Regions from separate parts of the Homo sapiens genome. Here region 2 is linked to region 1. A link is an interaction called in ENCODE POLR2A ChIA-PET data of the cell type or tissue named here. Cell type or tissue: PC-9. All regions are shown on one strand. Links, peaks and the distances in the headings refer to the core of each region. The heading gives the core; the rest is flanking DNA.

What was found. Peaks named below come from ENCODE experiments on the same cell type or tissue, not always from the same donor. Only the 100,000 strongest peaks of a DNase experiment are listed, where the experiment ranks them.
Region 2: POLR2A ChIA-PET joins it to region 1 with 11 read pairs; 2 of 35 experiments call an interaction of 5 or more read pairs at or near these places.

The regions. Positions count from the first base shown.
Region 1 is chr11:92,998,141-93,007,842 of GRCh38, reverse strand. No RefSeq gene overlaps it. Among named protein-coding and RNA genes, the nearest start is that of MTNR1B, 33 kb to the right of the region's middle. In PC-9, for the core only: no CTCF peak of the experiment used is centred there; DNase peaks (open chromatin) are centred at 5,762 and 7,122; H3K27ac peaks cover 3,631 bases.
Region 2 is chr11:93,222,761-93,232,462 of GRCh38, reverse strand. No RefSeq gene overlaps it. Among named protein-coding and RNA genes, the nearest start is that of SLC36A4, 30 kb to the right of the region's middle. In PC-9, for the core only: CTCF peaks have their summits at 6,440 and 6,639 (motif pointing right); no DNase peak of the experiment used is centred there.

The DNA.
Region 1 (9,702 bases), core at 1,051-9,050:
ATCTGGTTACCTTAGTAAATCTGCCATTTTAGCTGAGGGAAAACAGCAAGTGTTTTGCAAGGATGCATGGCTCACTGAAGCCTTTAATCCCAAACTGCTGTCAGAAAGCCCTGCCTGCCAGGCATCTTTGCAGTGGTCATGGATCTCATCTGTTTCCTTCTCCTGGCCCAGGTGGGGAGCTTTGTTCACATGAACATGCTTGGTGCATACGTACTGTGGCTACTTCCATACTTACTGGGTTGCACTAGCCCAGAATTGGGCTATAATTTTTCTTCACAGGATGGAGAAGAAAATGATGCAATTTGAAATTTATACTAAGGGAAATAAATAGCCAAAGAAACACAAGGGTTGGGGAATTTTTATGTCCATATTAAGATCAATTTTCCTGGCCTGATAAGGGTATAGTACAAAAAAAGATTAATTTTCCTTCTGTATTGTAAAGCCTTTAGAATGTATTCATCATCAACAAGTGTGGAGGCTCAGTTGATGGGGTGATGGCTGCTCAGAACTTGATTTGGTGATTGCAACTTGGTCAAACATTAAGAAGGTTCTGGGTTTTTTTTTTTTTTTTAACTTCGATGTGCAGTTAGAAAAACATTGAGCAACTTCAGCTGTTAAAGAGCAATTAACCCCTGATTAGGGGGTTCCTGGGAGTATAGAGCCCCCCTGAGATACTCTTATTCAATAATATAGCAAAGTTAAGGGTATCTTGAAGCCTCATACCAATTTTGCAGTGGTGGGCAGATGTGATTTTTGTTTTATAGATGTTGATATGATTTGGCTGTGTCCCCACCCAAATCTCACCTTGAATTTTAGCTCCCAGAGTTCCCACATGTTGTGGGAGGGACCCAGTGGGAGATAATTGAATCATGGGGATGGTTTCCTCCATGCTGTTCTTATGGTAGTAAATAAGTCTTATGAGATCTGATGTTTTTTTAAGAGGAAACCCCTTTCACTTGGTTCTCATTCTCTCGTCCACCATGTAAGACGTGCCCTTCACCTTCCACCATGATTGTGAGACCTCCCCAGCCATGTGGAACTGTGAGTCCGTTAAACCTCTTTTTCTTTATAAATTACCCAGTCTCAGGTATGTCTTTATCAGCAGCTTGACAACGGACTAATAGAGATGTGAAAACTGAGACTTGGAGTTAGCCCTAGATTCTCCCATGTGAACTCAGGTTGGATCCATGTATAAATGTAGCCAAGTTACTTAACTTGAGCTTCTGTTTCTTCATGTGTAAAATGGTGGTACTAATAACTAACCCATGGAAACAATAAAGGTAGTAATGGCTTTGTCAAGAAAAGAGTCGAACTCTGTAAAATAATTAAAGAGATTTATTCTGAGCCAAATATGGGTGACCATAGCCTGCGACACAGCACTCAGGAGGTCCTGAGAGCATGTGCCCAAGGTGGTCGGGGTGCAGCTTGGTTTTATACATTTTAGGGAGCCATGAGATATCAACTACATTTAAGAAATACATTGGTTTGGTCCAGAAAGGCAGGACAACTCAAAGTGGGGACTTCCAGGCTATAGGTAAATTTAAACATTTTCTGATTGACAATTGGTTGAGTTCATCTAAAGACCTGGGATCAATAGAAAAGAAATGATTAGGTTAAGATAAAAGATTGTGGAGACCAAGGCTCTTTTGAAGTCTTGTAGTGGCTGCCCTTAGAGACAATAGATGACAAATATTTCCTCTTTAGACCTTTAAAAGGCGCTAGACTCTTACTTAATCTCTTCTTCGTGATTGGGAGAGCCTGGAAGCAAAAGATCTAGCTATGTTAATAGAGATTCTTTACAGATGCACATTTTCCCCCACAAAGGACAGCTTTGCAGGACCATTTCAAAATATGGCAAAGAAACATGTATTTAGGGTAAAGTATTTTGATTTTCTTTTTTGTCATGTACTGTTATGCCAGAGTCAGATTGGAAAGTAAGTCACAATACATATGGTTAAATAAAAACCATCTGATGAGAACTTACAGTTTGTGGGGCATGACTCCCCAGACCACTTAGATAGAAATTTGGGCAAGATAAAAAAAAAATCAGAGCTTAGTCCTCAGCTTTAAAGCACTTTACAGGGCCCAACCCACACCAGGCACTCAATCAATGATAAATAACCTTGTGGCTATCATGTGGTCCTCCTCCTCTTCTTCCTCATGATCACTGCCATCATTACTGCCTCTGTCTCCCATGGACGTGGCTGGAGACCAAAATAGTCAGGGATCTAGTAAGAAAGCCTCAAAAAGGAAGGTTTTCTCCCTGCTTTTCAAGTCCCTTCCCAGAGGACTGGGAGCAGCTTGGAGGGCAGAAACATATGTGACTCATCCTTCTCCATGCCAAATACCATGCATGGTACTGAGCACAGGTGAGGCAGATGTGGCAGCTGACTTGGCGTGGGCAGATCAGCACTGCATTCCTGCAGCAGCTGTTGAAAATTGATCTCTCAAATCTGGCCTGTTGTTTGGCTCTGCACACTGGCTGCCTGAAGTAGGTCATCAAAGACTGCTTCATTTCCCCAGGCCCTTTTTTGACCTAGCTTCAGGGGGGTCAGCCAGCATGCACATTTTGGCCTGACCCAAGGGCATTTCAAGTAGCTCATCAATTTCCAAGCTTGCAACTTATTATCATGAAAGAAATTGTACTGATGCACTATGAAAGTGCTTCAGATCTGACTGCAATTTGTCAGTATGGAATTTTCTAAAGAGACAAAACAGATAATTGTATTATTATTATTATTTTATGATTAATAATGTGATTTTTATTTTTATTAAAAAAATTTTTTATTATACTTTAAGTTCAGGGATACATGTGCAGAACATGCAGGTTTGTTACATAGGTATACACGTGCCATGGTGGTTTGCTGCACCCATCAACCTGTCATCTACATTAGGTATTTCTCCTAATGCTATCCATCCCCTTGCCCCCCAATCCCCAACAGGCCCTGGTGTGTGATGTTCCCCTCCCTGTGTCCACGTGTTCTCTTTGGTCAACTCCCACTTATGAGTGAGCAAATGCGGTGTTTGGTTTTCTGTTCTTGCAATAGTTTGCTCAGAATGATGGTTTCCAGCTTCATCCATGTCCATGCAAAGGACATGAACTGATCCTTTTTTATGGCTGCATAGTATTCCATGGTGTATATGTACCACATTTTCTTTAATCAGTCTATCATCGATGGGCATTTGGGTTGGTTCCAAGTCTTTGCTATTGTGAACAGTACCACAATAAACATATTTGTGCATGTGTCTTTATAGTAGAATGATTTATAATCCTTTGGGTATATACCCAGTATTGGGATTGCTGGCTCAAATGGTATTTGTGGTTCTAGATCCTTGAGGAGTTGCCACACTGTCTTCCACAATGGTTGAACTAGTTTATACCCCCACCAACAGTGTGAAAGTGTTCCCATTTCTCCACATCCTCTCCAGCATCTGTTGTTTCCTGACTTTTTAATGATCACCATTCTAACTGGCATGAGATGGTATCTCATTGCGGTTTTGATTTGCATTTCCCTAATGACCAGTGATGATGAGCTTTCTTTCATATCTTTGTTGGCTGCATAAATGTCTTCTTTTGAGAAGTGTCTGTTTATATCCTTTGCCCACTTTTTGATGGGGTTGTTTTTTTCTTGTAAATTTGTTTAAGCTCTTTGTAGATTGTGGATATTAGCCCTTTGTCAGATGGATAGATTGCAAAAATTTTCTCCCATTCTGTAGGTTGCCTGTTCACTCTAATGATAGTTTCTTTTGCTGTGCAGAAGCGCTGCAGTTTAATTAGAACCCATTTGTCAATTTTGACTTTTACCACTGTTCAGGGAAATAAGAGAGGACACAAACAAATGGAAAAACATTCCATGCTCATGGATAGGAAGAATCAATATCGTGAAAATGGCCATTCTGCCCATAGTAATTTATAGATTCAGTGCTATCCCCATGAAGCTACTATTGACTTTCTTCTCAGAATTAGAAAAAACGACTTTAAATTTCATATGGAACAAAAAAAGAGCCCGCATTACCAAGACAATCCTAAGCAAAAAGAACAAAGCTGGAGGCATCATGCTACCTGACTTCAAACTATACTACAAGGCTACAGTAACCAAAACAACATGGTCCTGGTACCAAAACAGATATATAGACCAAGAGAACAGAACAGATGCATCAGAAATAACACCACACATCTACAACCATTTGGTCTTTGACAAACCTGACAAAAACAAGCAATGGGGAAAGAATTCCCTATTTAATAAGTGGTATTGGGAAAACTGGCTAGCCATATGCAGAAAACTAAAACTGCACCACTTCCTTACACCATACACAAAAATTAACTCAAGATGGATTAAAGACTTAAATGTAAGACCTAAAACCATAAAAACCCTAGAAGAAAACCTAGGCAATACCATTCAGGACATAGGCATGGGCAAAGACTTCATGACTAAATTGTGTTATTATTAATAGTTATTCTTTACAACTTTATCTTTTACACATATATACATATTTTTTCTTTATAACTACATCTTATATATATGTTCTTCATAACTATACCTTTTAATCTGTATATCTATATCTGTCTTTTATATTTTTTCATTAGCAAACTATACCTTTAATATGTATATCCTTTATAACTATTTAATATATATATCTTTGTACCTTATTCATCACCACAAACTGAAATAATAAAGAATAATTTTAGTAAGTTTGCCTTAGAAAGATATAAATGTATTTTTGAAAATTATATATTTAATCATCTGAATGTATTTGAAGGGAAGTAGGAGAGTCAACTAGATCTTTTACATTTATTGTCCCTTTAGCACATCTGTAAGATAAAGAGGCAAACGTTTGTTTGAAAACACACTAGAATTTATACATCCAAATGGGAATTGTTCTTCAAAACAGCTGTCTTGGGAGACTGTACATTTGTTCCTACAATGCCGTAGTCTCAGAGAATGTGAGGAGACCCCTTTTTAGGACCTGCCTTTAGAAGTCAGTTTATAAACCATAGAAGAAAATTAACGTCAGCTCCCAGCCATGGTTTTCAACCTTGGCTGCATATTAGCAATACTGAACCAGGCTTGTTCTGCCTGTGGTGCCGAAGCCAATCACTGAGGTGATGAGTTTTGCAGTAGAGAAAGATTTTTTCACAGGGCAGCCCAGTGAGGAGATGGGAGAACAGTTCTCCAATCTACTGCCAGAAAGTTAGGGCTCAGTGATATTTATGGGGTAAAGAAGTGGGGTGATCTAAGGCATGGGGAAAGGTGATTGGCAGTGGGGAAAAATGACGTAATTGATGATTTGCACAAGCATAGTCAGGGTTCATGGCTTTTCATAGGATATGTATTCAGGAAATAATGGCATTAGCATGATCTGAGAGAGGAGTTTATGGTCCTCTGATGCCAAAAGGTCACCTCTTCGGCATCTGCACAGGCTCAGTTTAAGGGTCAGTGATCTCAACTGCACTCAAACTGGACAAGGGCTGACCCCAAGATCCTGAAAAACAACTTAGGCATTTATTACCACGGTAATATATACATCAGAGGTGTTAGCTATAAGGAAGCTAGTGAAGGCTAAGTTACAGTACATGGTAGTGTAGTATCGCTTTCAGCTGTGTGGGTTAAAAAAAATTAACAAGAAGTGAGCAACTAAAAAGATTAGGACTTGGTTTTATTGGAATCATTTGGGGAGCTTTAACAAAATACCAACAACTGGCCCACCCTAAACCAGTTAAGTCACAATACCTGGGCATTCTAATTTTTCAGGTTTTTCAGGTCATACTAATGTGTGGCAAAGATTGAGAACCACACCTCTTTCTTTAACCAATAGATACACCCAATTTCTCATTGAATATTTTTTTTTTTTTGAGACAAAGTCTTGCTCTTCACCAAGGCTGGAGTATAGTTGTGCAATCATAGCTCACTGCAGTCTCCAACTCCTGGGCTCAAGATATCCTCCCATTTCAGCATCTTGAGTAGCTGGGACTACAGGTGCACTCCACCACATCTGACTAACTTTTAAAAATTTTTTGTAGAGACAAGGTCTTGCTATGTTGCTCAAGCTAGTCTCAAACTCCTGATCTCAGGTGATCCTCCTGCCTTGGCCTCCTAAATTACTGGGATTACAAGTGTGAGCCACTGAGCCTGGTCCTCTTTGAATAATTTTGGCCTGTTTCCAAAATTTAAACCTATTATCAAAAGGCGGAAATTTAATACCTTTGAAAATGTACATCAAGAAAATATGCTACAGGTTCCAAAATCAGCTCCAAAATTTTTCTGAACCAGGAGATCTTATTGTTAGAATAAGTATGTACCTTCCCAGGGAAACCATTTAGAAAAGTACAAAGCCTTTTTAAAAATACAAAGTTGTTCATTTATTCTCTTATTAATGAACATCTGGGTTGTTAAGTTTTTGGTAATTATGAAAAAAGCTGCTATGTACATTTGTGTGCAAGTCTTTCATGAAAATATTTTTTTTTATTTCTCTTGCATGAATATCTAGGAGGGAAAGAGCTGAGCCATGACTCAGCTGTTTATAAGAATGTATGTTTCAGGCTGAGTGTGGTGTTTTATGCCTGTAATGCCAGCACTTTGGGAGGCCAAGATGGGAGGATTGCTTGAGGACAGGAGTTGGACACTGCAGAGAGATGTGATTGAGTCATTGCACTCCAGCCTGGGTGACAGAGTGAGACACTATCTCTTAAAAAGAATTTTTTTTAAGAATGTGTATTTATAACAGACTGTCAAATAGTTCTCTAAAATGATTACAGTACAGTATCCAAGGGGGGACACATGTTTTAAGAGCCCCAGGAGATAGCTGAAACCAAGGATAGTACCAGGCCCTATATATACTACGCATGAATTTCTTTTTCCTTCTTCACAATTTACAGGCAGAACATTCGTTTTCATCATAGATCTTAGCAACCTTATTTCTTTCCTTATTAACTTAAGAACTTTCATCTTTTCACTTAAAGGAAGAATTTTATGGCTTCTCTGTGTCATACCCAAATTGCCAGCATCTCTACTCTTGCACTCTGGGGCCATTATTTACTAATGTAAGGATGACTTGAACACAAGCACTGAGATACTGCAACAGTCTGATAACCCTGAGGGCTACTAAGTGATTAACAGGCAAGAAGCATCTACAGCATGGACATGCTGGACAAAGGAATGAGTCACATCCTGGGCAGGGTGGCAGGAGATTTCACCACATTACTCAGAATGGTGTACAATTTAAAACTTACAAATTGTTTATATCTGAAATTTTCCATTTAATATTTTTAGACCAAGGTTGACCATGGGTAACTGAAACTGTGAATAAGAGGAGAACTACTTCAGAAATGTGAAATGGTTTAGAAAAAAATTAAAACGAAAATAAAGAGAAAAAAGAAGGGACTATTATCTGTAATTTTATGCTCTAACAGTGTCCTCTTTATCAGTGATATCAGGACATTTAATTTTAGCCAGTCTAAAAGAGTGGGTAAAATGAAATATTGGGCATGTTTTCTTGTTTTATAGCCCATTTATAAAATTAAATATTTGGCATCTTTTCTCATTTTTATAGCCAATTTAGATATCTTCTTTGGTGAAGTGCCTGTCCAAGCCTATTGCCTATAAACTTTAAAAAATGTTTCAGATAGGCTGGGTGCGGTGGCTCATGCCTGTAATCCCAGCACTTTTGGAGGCCGAGGCGGGCAGATCACAAGGTCAGGAGATCGAGACCATCCTGGCTAACATGGTGAAACCCTGTCTCTACTAAAAAAAAACAAAAAATTAGCCAGGCATGGTGGTGGGCGCCTGTAGTCCCAGCTACTCGGGAGGCTGAGGCAGGAGAATGGCGTGAATCCGGGAGGCAGAGCTTGCAGTGAGCCAAGATCGCGCCACTGCACTCCAGCCTGGGCGACAGAGCAAGACTCCTTCTCAAAAAAAAAAAAAAAAAAAATTTCAGATAATTGTAGATTCTAATGTAATTGTAAGAAAATTTTTTAAAAAGACATCTATGAACACTTAGTTTACCTTGACAATAACATCTTGCAAAACTATGTAGTACAATATCACAACCAGGATGTTGACCATGATACAGTCCACAACTCATTTAGATTTTCTTCGTTTATGTAAACTCGTGTTTAGTTTTATACAATTTTATAACACATGCAGGTTTCCGTATCCATCACCACAGTCAAAATACAGGACAGTTCCATCACCACGAGGACCCCTCATGTTGCTCTTTTATTACCATATCTACTACCTTCTGACCCTTCTCATAAACTCTTCAACCACAAATCTATTCTCCATTTCTAAAATTTTGTCATTTAAAAAAGGCTATTAAAGTAGATGAGTGGATACAAAAATGTGGCATATACATACAATGACATATTTTTCAGCCTTAAAAGGGAAGAACATGCTGTCATTTGTGACAACATGGATGCAACTTGAGGCTACTATGCTGAGCGAAATAAGCCAGTCACAAAAATATAAACACTGTATGATTTCATTTATGTGAAGTATCTAGAATAGAAAATTCATAGAACAGAAAATAGGATGGTGGTTGCCAGAGGCTGGGGAAAAATGATGAGTTGTTTAATGGATGTGGAATGTCGATTTTGCAAGAAAAAGTTCTGGAGATTGGTCGTATAAAAATGTGAATATAGGGGCAGGGCATGGTGGCTTATGCCTGTAATCCCAGCACTGTGGGAGGCTGAGGTGGGTGGATCAGTTGAGGCCAGGAGTTTGAGACCAGTCTGGGCAACATGGTGAAACCCTGTCTCTACAAAAAATACAAAAATTAGGCCAGGCTCAGTGGCTCATGCCTGTAATCCTAGCACTTTGGGAGGCCGAGGAGGGTGGATCACCTGAGGTTGGGAGTTCGAGACCAGCCTGACCAACATGGAGAAACCCTGTCTCTACTAAAAATACATCAGCTGGGTGTGGTGGCACATGCCTGTAATCCCAGCTACTCGGGAGGCTGAGGCAGGAGAATCGCTTGAACCTGGGAGGCGGAGGTTGTGGTGAGCCCAGATAGTGCCATTGCACTCCAGCCTGGGCAACAAGAGCGAAACTCTGTCTCAAAACAAACAAACAAAAAAACCCCCAAAATTAGTCAGGCATAGTGGCATGTGCCTGTGGTCCCAGCAACTTGGGAGGCTGAAGTAGGAGAATCACTTGAACTCAGGAGGCGGAGGTTGCAGTGAGCTGAGATTGCACCACTGCACTCCAGCCTGGGTGACAGAGCAAGAATTTGTCTCAATAAATAAATAAATAAATAAATAAATAAATAAAATAAAAATAAAAAATAAAAAAATTAGTATATGTAACAGTATGGAATTGTACATTTAGAAATAATTAAGATGTTAAATTTTATGTTACACATTTTTAAACCACAATTTTTAAATAGTTACATAAATGGAATCATAAACTATGTCACCTTTTGGGATTGGCTATTTTTCCTCAGCATAATTCCCTGGAGATTCATTCAAATAGTTGCGTGTATCAGTAGTTTGTTCCTTCTTATTGCTGAGCAGCATTCCGTGGTGTGGATGTACCTTAGTTTGTTTAACCATTCATCCACTGAAGAACATCTGGATTGTTTCCAGTTTTTCACTATTATGAATAAAAGTACTATGATCATTTGGGTTTTGTGTGAACATTGGTTTCTCATTTCTTTGGGATAAAATGCCCAAGAGTGCAATTGCTGAGTCATAAGAAACTGCCAAAC
Region 2 (9,702 bases), core at 1,048-9,047, 220 kb before region 1:
TCTTTTACCAACCTAGTGAGTTGTTCCCAGTACAGTCCAGATGAGAAATATGGGGACCCCCACACCCTGTTTTCCTCTTGCTCTCTGCCTTTGCCTCTGTCTGCCAGTGCTCAGGCCTGGGAAATGATATCTGCATGATACCTGTCTCATCATACCTTTGGCGAGTCTCGTGGCTTCACTAAATACCCTCCAGGAAGACTTGGATCTAAGTTCCTTTGCCCAGTGAATTCTTTATCCCTGCTCACTGCCCGGCTTCTTGCAGCTACTGAGATTTATCCACACTGCTGTCCATACACCAGGACCCCATCCCTCTACCTGCAAGTCTCAAAGCACCATAACACATTGCTGTTATGTGTAACAAACTCTTACTGAAGGTTAGGGGATGATGATGAGGGGCTGCATCAATAAATAAATAAATAAATAAATAAATAAAAAAGATGGGAAACAACTAAATCAAATAACAGAAGGCACTGGCCAAAGGCCCTCAGCTGTCTCTACCACAGTGACGGTCTTGCTGGTGACATTCCCAACTTTCTCACAAAGCCATCATTTCCTGGGACTTGTTTTATTTCCTTCTAGCCAAACACTTCTGTCAACTTTCTCAGTTCAGAGACACTCATTTACTGTCCCTACCGCCCCCCTGCAGGTAGCTAACCTGTAATTCTATTATGAAGGGAAATTTAGCTCCTTTTTATCAGATGCTAAGGTAGAATTAGCATACAGCAATGGTTAAGCTCATGGATTTTAAAACCAGCCTACCTTGGTTCAAATCTAGCCTTCATTGCTTACTAGCTGTGTGGTTTTAAGAAGTTGCTCATCCTCTCCGTACCAGTTTCCCCATCTGTAAACTTGGAATGGTTGTAGCCCCTACTGGCTGGGGCCCTTGTGAGGATTATATGATAAATACAAATAAATAAGATGCTTACATCTGTCCTATACAAAGTAAACACTCAATGAAATGTAGGTATTATTCTCTCTACTTCCTCCTTCCTACACTACCCTAGACCAGTGATTCTCAAACTTTAGCACATATCAGAATTATCTAAAAGTCTTATTAAATGTCAGGTTGCTGGGACCCAGAGTTTCTGATTCAATAGGTCTGGGATGGAGACAGAAAATTTGCATTTCTAACGAGTTCCCAAGTACTGTGATGAAGCTGGTTCAATGATCACACTTTGAGAACCACTGGCCTAGACCATGTTTTCCATTCTCAAAAAGTTCCATTAAGTTGTTTTTCTTGGCTTCCCACCCTTAGAAACAGGTAGAAGCTTCAAATTATACTTTTTTTTTTTTTGGTAGAGATGAGATCTCACCATATTGCCCAGGCTGGTCTTGAACTCCTAGCCTCAAGCAATCCTTCAGCCTTGGCCTCCCGAAGGGCTGAGATTACAGGCGTCAGCCACTGTGCCACGCCCTCAAATTATACTTGTTACAGAGCTTTTCTGGATCAAATTACATAGGCAAAAAAGAATTTATTATGCTGACTATTTGGTAACAAAGAAAAGGAAATAAAGAATATAAACATGTATATCCATGTTTTGTTGTTGCAAAAAAAAAAAAAAAAACCCAAAACAAACGAACAAACAAAAAACTTAGGAAAGATAAACCAGAAACTGATAGAATTGTTTACATAGGATAGGGTAGAAAGAACAGGAAAAAGAGTGACAAACTTCTCTGATTATGCCATTTTTTTTCTATAAATATATATATAGTTTTGACTGTTGGAAGCATGCTAGTGTTTTCATATTTAAAACATTAAATCAAGTCTGAGGAAAGAAGCCTAGAATTGAATTAAAAATACAAAATTAAGAGTATATCAAATAGATGACAGAACTGCATGAAAGGGAAAAAAATTGAATGAATCTAAGTCACTTTGGTTTTTGTTTCTTTTTTTTTTTTTTTGAGACGGAGCCTCGCTCTGTCACCCAGGCTGGAGTGCAGTGGCGCCATCTGGGCTCACTGCGAGCTCCGCCTCCCGAGTTCACACCATTCTCCTGCCTCAGCCTCCGGAGTAGCTGGGACTACAGGCGCCCGCCACCACGCCCAGCTAATTTTTTGTATTTTTAGTAGAGACAGGGTTTCACCGTGTTAGCCAGGATGGTCTTGATCTCCGCCCGCCTCGGCCTCCCAAAGTGCTGGCATTACAGATGTGAGCCAATGCGCCTGGCCGAATCCAAGTCACTTTGAACACAATACTTAGATATACACCCTCAGTCTAAAAACAAAAAGAAGTTCAAACAAATATTGTTTTGTTAGTGATATGGGTGTAGCAATTTTGAAATTATTTGGTGAGCATTTTAGGACTGAGTAAATTAGTAAATATACTAATGTTTCTGGTAGCCAGGTTTCCCACTATGAGAGAGAGGTGATATAATTTATGGAATGCGGAAAATTTAGAGGTGTCAGCATAAAATCATGTTTTTTCTAAGAAATAAAAAATAATAAAAATGTATATATCTTTCCTAGCTCTTTCTGCTGAAAGGGCCTAGAAGTAATGCTACTCTAGTTACAATGAGCACTCCTAGCACCTAGATCTTGGTGTCTAAAGATAATTCCCCTTTAAAAATAGCTGATTCTAAAATACAACATAAATACAAGATAAGACTAGAATATTTTGTTGTAGTAGAAAATAAAGAAATTATTTGAAAAATAAAAAGGCCCAAGGATGTTACAAAGAGGAAGAATCTCAAAGAGACCTCTAGCCAAATCAATGATCAAAAACAAAACAAATAAAAGAACAAAGACGGCTGGGCGCAGGGGCTCACGCCTGTAATCCCAACACTTTGAGAGGCCGAGGCAGGCAGATCACCTGAGATCAGGAGTTTGAGACCAGCCTGGCCAACACAGTGAAACCTGGTCTGTACTAAAAACACAAAAATTAGCTGGGCATGGTGGCGGGTGCCTCTAGTCCCAGCAACTCAGGAGTCTGAAGCAGGAGAATGGCGTGAACCCAGGAGGCGGAGCTGGTAGTGAGCCGAGATCGTGCCACTACACTCCAGCCTGGGCAACAGAGCGAGACTCCGTCTCAAAAAAAAAAAAAAAAAAAAAAAAAAAAAGATCCCAAAGAATCCTGACACTACTGGATTATAACACTGTGGAAAAAAACCTAAGAATCCACCAGTGCCCTTAATGATACTAAACAAAGAGAAAAACAAATAATAAGAATAACAGGAGAGCTTTTCTTTATAATAGAACATCAACTAGTAAATGTGGAAGGAATAACACAGAAAATCACGATTTTGCACCCATCATAGTAATATTTTGTTTAGATAAGAATCATCCAGGAATATTAAAACCATTGCGTGAAAGTTTGTTGGGAATGAGTATATTTACACAGCATGAAAATTTCTCCTCACAGATTATTCATTAACTACAAGAGGAAAAAAGTATTTCTACATAACAGATAACACTGTAGCTAAGTGACCACCAACAATGGGACAAACTGATATCTTATGATTCCTGATAAGAAAGGCTAAGAATACAACATCACTTATGTAACATTCCTGCCAAAAATGTATAACCTGAACTTAATTATGAGGAAACCACCAGTCAATCTCAAATTGAAGGATAAGCCACAAGGCAACTGGTCTGAATGTTTCAAAAATATCAATGTCAGAAGAGAAAAAGAAAGGCCAGGCATGGTGGCTCAAGCCTGTAATCCCAGCACTTTGGGAGGCCAAGGTGGACAGATTACAAGGTCAGGAGTTCGAGACCAGCCTAGCCAACATGGAGAAACCCCGTCTCTACTAAAAATAGAAAATTAGCAGGGCATGGTGGCGCATGCCTGTAATCCCAGCTACTTGGGAGGCTGAGGCAGGAGAATCTTTTGAACCTGGGAGGCTGAGGTTGTGGTGAGCCGAGATCATGCCATTGTACTCCAGCCTGGGCAACAAGAATGAAACTCCTCTCAAAAAAAAAGAAATAAAGAAAGAAAGAAAGGCTGTGGAGCCATTCTAGATTAAAAGTCATTAAAAAATGATTACAACTAAATGAAAAGCATGGTTCGTTACTGAATGTCTGATGAGAAAAAAAAATAAACACATTGCTATTAGGGATATTGCTAGGACAACTGATAGAATTTGGACAGAGATTGCATATTCCATAGTAGTATTATTGTATCATCATTAAATTTTTTGAACAGTCATTGCTCCATGTAAAACAATGTCCCTGTTCTTAAAATACAAATACTAAAGTATTAGGAGTGAATGTGCTTCAGTTGTATTTTTGAATCAGCTATTTTTAAAGGGGAATTATATGTAGGCATCAAGATCTAGGTGCTAGGTGTCTTCATTGTAGCTCAGGTTGCATTACTTCTAGGCCCTTTCACTAGGCCCTAAATACTTTAGTATTTATCTTTTAAGAGCAACAACAATAACATAGTTATAGGTGGAAAGATATAAAGCCAGCGTGGTAAAGTATTAACAATTGGCAAATCTCGGTGAAGGATATATGACAGTTTATTGTCCTAATTTAGCAACATTTCTATAAATGTGAAACTTTTACAAAATAAAAAGATAAAACAAATTTGAAAATCTTTAGGTGAATCTCTCTCCCCAACTAAATGGCATAAAAAAATTATCCTCCCTTTAAGCCCAGGGATTTTCCACTAATTTTGTCACTATTACATTTTCCTGTTGATAAGTTTTAGTTACTTCTTACAGGCAGCTGATGGAGAAGCAGGTTTGGGTGAAGGTGATGGGTGCAATTTGACACAGTGTCTTTGAGATCCAATGTGTCTCGAGAGATCCAATGTGATAGGAGCTCAGGGAAGAGGTCCCAGCCAAAGACATGGAATCAGGTGATATTAGTCCCTTGAGAGTTCTCCTGGAGGGAGCTTGGAGAATAAGAGTGGCAACTGTAAAGGAGACTAAGAGTGAATGGTGGGAGAACCAAGGGGAGCCATGGTTCAGCAGCTGTGGAAGGATACATTTCATATGGAGACCATGGTCCATAGCCTGAAATGTCCCAAGGAGTAAAGCAGACAACTGTAAAGTCCCCTGGATTTGGCAAGTAGGTGGTCCTTGGTAACCTGAATGACTTCCATAGGGGAGGGAGTTGAGGAGTGGGATTGGGTGAAACCACACCAGGGTGCATTAAAGAGTAATCGTGTGGCCAAGTGTGGTAGCTCATGCCTGTAATCCCACCACTTTGGGAGGCCGAGGTAGGCAGATCACTTGAGGTTAGCAGTTTGAGACAAGCCTCGCCAACATGGTAAAACCCCGTCTCTACTAAAAATACAAAAATTAGCCAGGCGTCGTGGCAGGCACGTGTAGTCCCAGCTACAGCTCAGGAGGCTGAGGCAGGAGAATCTCTTGAACCCAGGAGGTGGAAGTTGCACTGAGCTGAGATCGTGCCACTGCAGTCCAACCTGGGCAACACAGCAAGACTCTGTCTTTAAAAAAAAAAAAAAAAGTAATTGTGTAGGCCGGGCACAGTGGTTGAGGCCTGTAATCCCAGCACTTTGGGAGGCTGAGGCAGGCGGATATCTTTGAGCTCAGGAGTTCAAGACCAGCATGGGCAACATGGCAAAACCCCATCTCTACTAAAAATACAAAAAAATTAGCCATGTCTGGTGGTGGTGTGTGTCTGCAGTCCCAGCTACTTGAGAGGCTGAGGTGGGAAAATCTCTTGAGCCTGGGAGGCGGAGGTTGCAGTGAGCTGTGGTTGTGCCACTGCATTCCAGCCTGGGCAACAGAGCTAGACACTGTCTCAAAAACAAAAACAAAAACAAAAAGTAATTGTGGAGGTGAAATGTGATAAGAGTATTTGGATAAGCCTATTTGGAAGGGCAGGAGAGAAATATAGATGAAGGCAGATTTTTGGATTTGGTCTTTAGAGCTGGAAGGGATTTGCCCATGGAGAGGGGGAGGTTAGAGAATTGGAAAGGGGGATAGTTACATTAGCAAGAGCCCAGAGGAACCAGAGGGCAGGAGATCAGGGGTAGAGTGGTGGAACTAACCTGAGTAGGGAAAGAATGTATCTTCCCACCCAGTGGCCTATGAACCCTAGGGCCTTGTCTTCTGTCTTGATCTGTCTCAAAAGAAACCAAACTGTTAGCCTCTTTCCTAATATTTCTGATGAGCCAACCACAGGATCCTGGTAGGCAGGGTATTGACTTAGGTAGAGTTCTGAATTTGGAGTGGGAAGACAGCTTTAATTTCTTGTTTTTTGCTTGACTTCCTGACTGTGTTATCCTTTCTGAGCAGCAATGTCCTCATCTTTAAAATGAAAAAAATGTACTCCATGTAATAAAGTAGGACAATATATGAAAACACTTTAGAAAGGGACTTGCGATTAGGTAGCTTTTTTGAGGTGTTTGTTTGTTTGTTTGTTTGTCCCTCTGCTCTTAGGATCTGGCAATATTCCAGTGACCAGGAGATCTGGAAGTTGCCAAGAATGTTCTCTGCAACTGCTGGCTTCTAATGAGGCAGCTCACACAGGATTTGCTGTCTTGGATTTAAAAATAAGTGCATCCACAGAGAGATGGACTGTCACCAGAGGTTTGGTAATATAATTAACTGTAGAATGCAAGCCAATGGAAGCCAGCTGGCAATCACTGAAACTTGGGGGTTCGGTAGCTCAGAATGAGTTTGTTATTGAGAATTGTTTATAATAATCAAATTTCCACTAGGTGACAGCAAAGCCCATAATATGATCTAAATCATTGTTCTTCTTGAATAAATAGTGTTTGAGAATCTTCCAAAAGCAGCAGATCCTGCCATTCTGGAGAGAGTAATTATTGCTAAAATTATGACATATGGCCTCGAGATATTGTCATTACTCTTCTGAGATAAATAACTCCAGTTTTAAAAAAACCAATTTTAGTGTTTGACATTCTAAGTCACTTGAATTTATAGAAACAACTATAACAATAATTTAAAAAGCTAATATGTGTTAACCATTTGCTGTGTGCCAGGCACTCTTATAAATGCGCATGGCTCTTGATACTACCCAACCTCTCAGAGGTTTCACAGGGACCACAAGTCCCCTCTTTTAATAAAGAACTAAGTCTTCCCTGGGCCACTTCTGTAACCATAACACTAATTACATAAATACATGCTTGTGGCTGAACTACCCTGCCCAGGAGAGGAGGAGTTTGGTTATGCATATTAATGATTTAGTCAAGAGCCCTTTACAGGGTTTTATGAACAATTTTCAGTTATAATTGGTATTTCTCAGAGCATTTATCTTTTTTAAAAATAACTTTCCCCCTCTTAGACCTATGCTAACCCTTCATTGGGTTCCATGTTGGTGGCTCATTCATCTTGGGACTGTGTTGAGTTTGCGGTAACCTATTGGAGTCTTTTTTTTTAGGGTCTAAGGCGGAGACCCCAGGCAGAGTGAGCTTGACTCATCATGGTACAAAGCCTTTAACCATCAGAAGGAAGTGGGAATTATGGGGGCATTGCTGGTATTTGACTCTGTCCCCTGGCCCCTGGCTCCTGAATGCTTGCCTTGGTTCTAAGCAGAGAAAGGACTGAGAAGTAAAATGGCAGGGCTGTTTCTGGAACACACTAATTCACAGGCAGCCCTGCTTAGTTTGTTTTCTTCAATCAGAATATAACATAAAAACCAGGGAGCTACATAGCTGGCTCCTCTACGGCTACCCATACTGCTTTTCTTTTCTTTTTAATTATTACTATCTCTGAAAGTATGCTATAAATGCATGAGATGAAATTTCCAAAGGTGCAACAGAGCACACAGTTAAAAAGTAAGTTTTACTTCCCACACCTGTTCCCCATAGGAAACCACTGGTTCTCATAGTTACCAGTTTCCAGTAATGTTCAGCCTCAGCAGCCTGGGGATTCCATGCTTGCAGGACAGTGGTAGGGATGCTGGCTGCTGATGGGGGGAGCAGTTAGGAGTAGCTCAGATTGCGGAGTGAGTTAAGCACATGTGACACCTCCTGATGAGGCTCAGGGACTAGGGGCACATGGCGTGTGGGAAAATAAGCCAGGAAACCTTAGGAATTCATAACAAGATGGCCTTATTTGCACCCACAGGCTGGTGTTGCCTGGGGAAGTTGTGTACTATTATTATTGAAATATGTTCTCAGATGAAAGTTAAAAAATAAAGATAAGTATATCTCATTATTTAAGTATATATATATACGTATATATATGTATATACATATTTATATAGGTATATATAAGTATATATATACGTACTTATATACGTATATATGTATACATGTATACGTATATATATGTACTTATATACGTATATATATTTCTTATATACATATATGCACATATATAAGTATATATACGTGGGTATATATACACGATACGTATATATACACATATATATGTATATGTGTATATATATAACTATATATACGTATATATATAATTATATATACGTATATATATAATTATATATACGTGTATATACACGTATATATATGTATATATAAACAGTTTTTCCTGCAATATGGAGCCCAAGCCCCAGTCTCCAAGTCTCGTAGCAACCCAAGAACCAGAAAACAATGCCTCCAGAAGATAGAAATTGACACTCCTAAGGTCACCAGCAATCTTATCCAACAATGTCAGCTGAGCCACGAGAGGCAGCAACCATTGCAGAGTGGCAGCCAGCCTAGGCAAGCCATGACCCAGCCCCTGACACTGGCCCCAGGTGCATTCACAAGGGTGAGCATGTGTGCTGGTTGACCCAGGACCACCTCAGTTTATACCTGGGATAATTGTTAAAAGGGTCCTTTTCCAATCTCAAGAACTGTCCCAAGTTTGTCAATAAAGTACATGATCTCTCTAAATACAGTTCCCCTGTGCATCATCTTCCCCCGTGCCACTCCTCCAGGGTGCTGGACCAATTATGGAGTTAGGGTGGGTCAGGTGTCTACCATCTTTCAGACCCAAAGCTGCAACCATTTTCTTTCCCTAGGACCTCTTCTGGGTCTAACAGTCTCCTGTTTCTGGGGCACAAAAGGGCCAATTCTACCTCCAGTTCAGGCAACAGAACTCCCCAGCCACCCTTCGGAGGATTGGATACCCTAAATGCTTATGCCTCTTTTCCCCAATGAGCCCGATGCTCAATAGCTCAAATGTAGTTTACCACTGAGATACGTAATAAACATCTCAGGATATTTATTTTGGCCCCTCTCTAATCCCTAGCATGTCATTTTCATGAGGAAAAAAAGGAAAACAAAATCCTCCTACAATAACTGGAAATTTCCAGAGGTTAATAATTTTGGAAGCATATTCTTCTGGATATGTATGTAGTCTTTTATTAGTTCTAGCTGTTTTTCAGCAGACTTTAAAAGTTTTTTCTGGGTAAACAATCATGATTTGCAAGTAATAATTATACTGACACCTAATATTTATTTATTTAACATTTTGAAACTTTTTATTTTAGAGCCTAAAACTTCTAGGATATAATTGAATAACAATGATAGCAAGCATGTCTTCTTGCCGACTTTAATAGAATGCTTCTAGTATTTCACCCTTAAAATGATGTGATTTAAGGTTGGACTTTGTGTGAAGGGAGTATCCTCTTAAGCTTACCAAAATAATTACTTTGGTTGTAACTTATAGAATAAATTGTCAGTATCTTGATCTTTGTTTTGTCCAGATAAATGGCAATGGAACTATACCTTTGCTTTACTCAGATATCCAACTGTTGCAGCTCTTTCTCTTTTTACCTACAATAAAATATTAAATCCATAAATCATTAAGTGCATGGGTT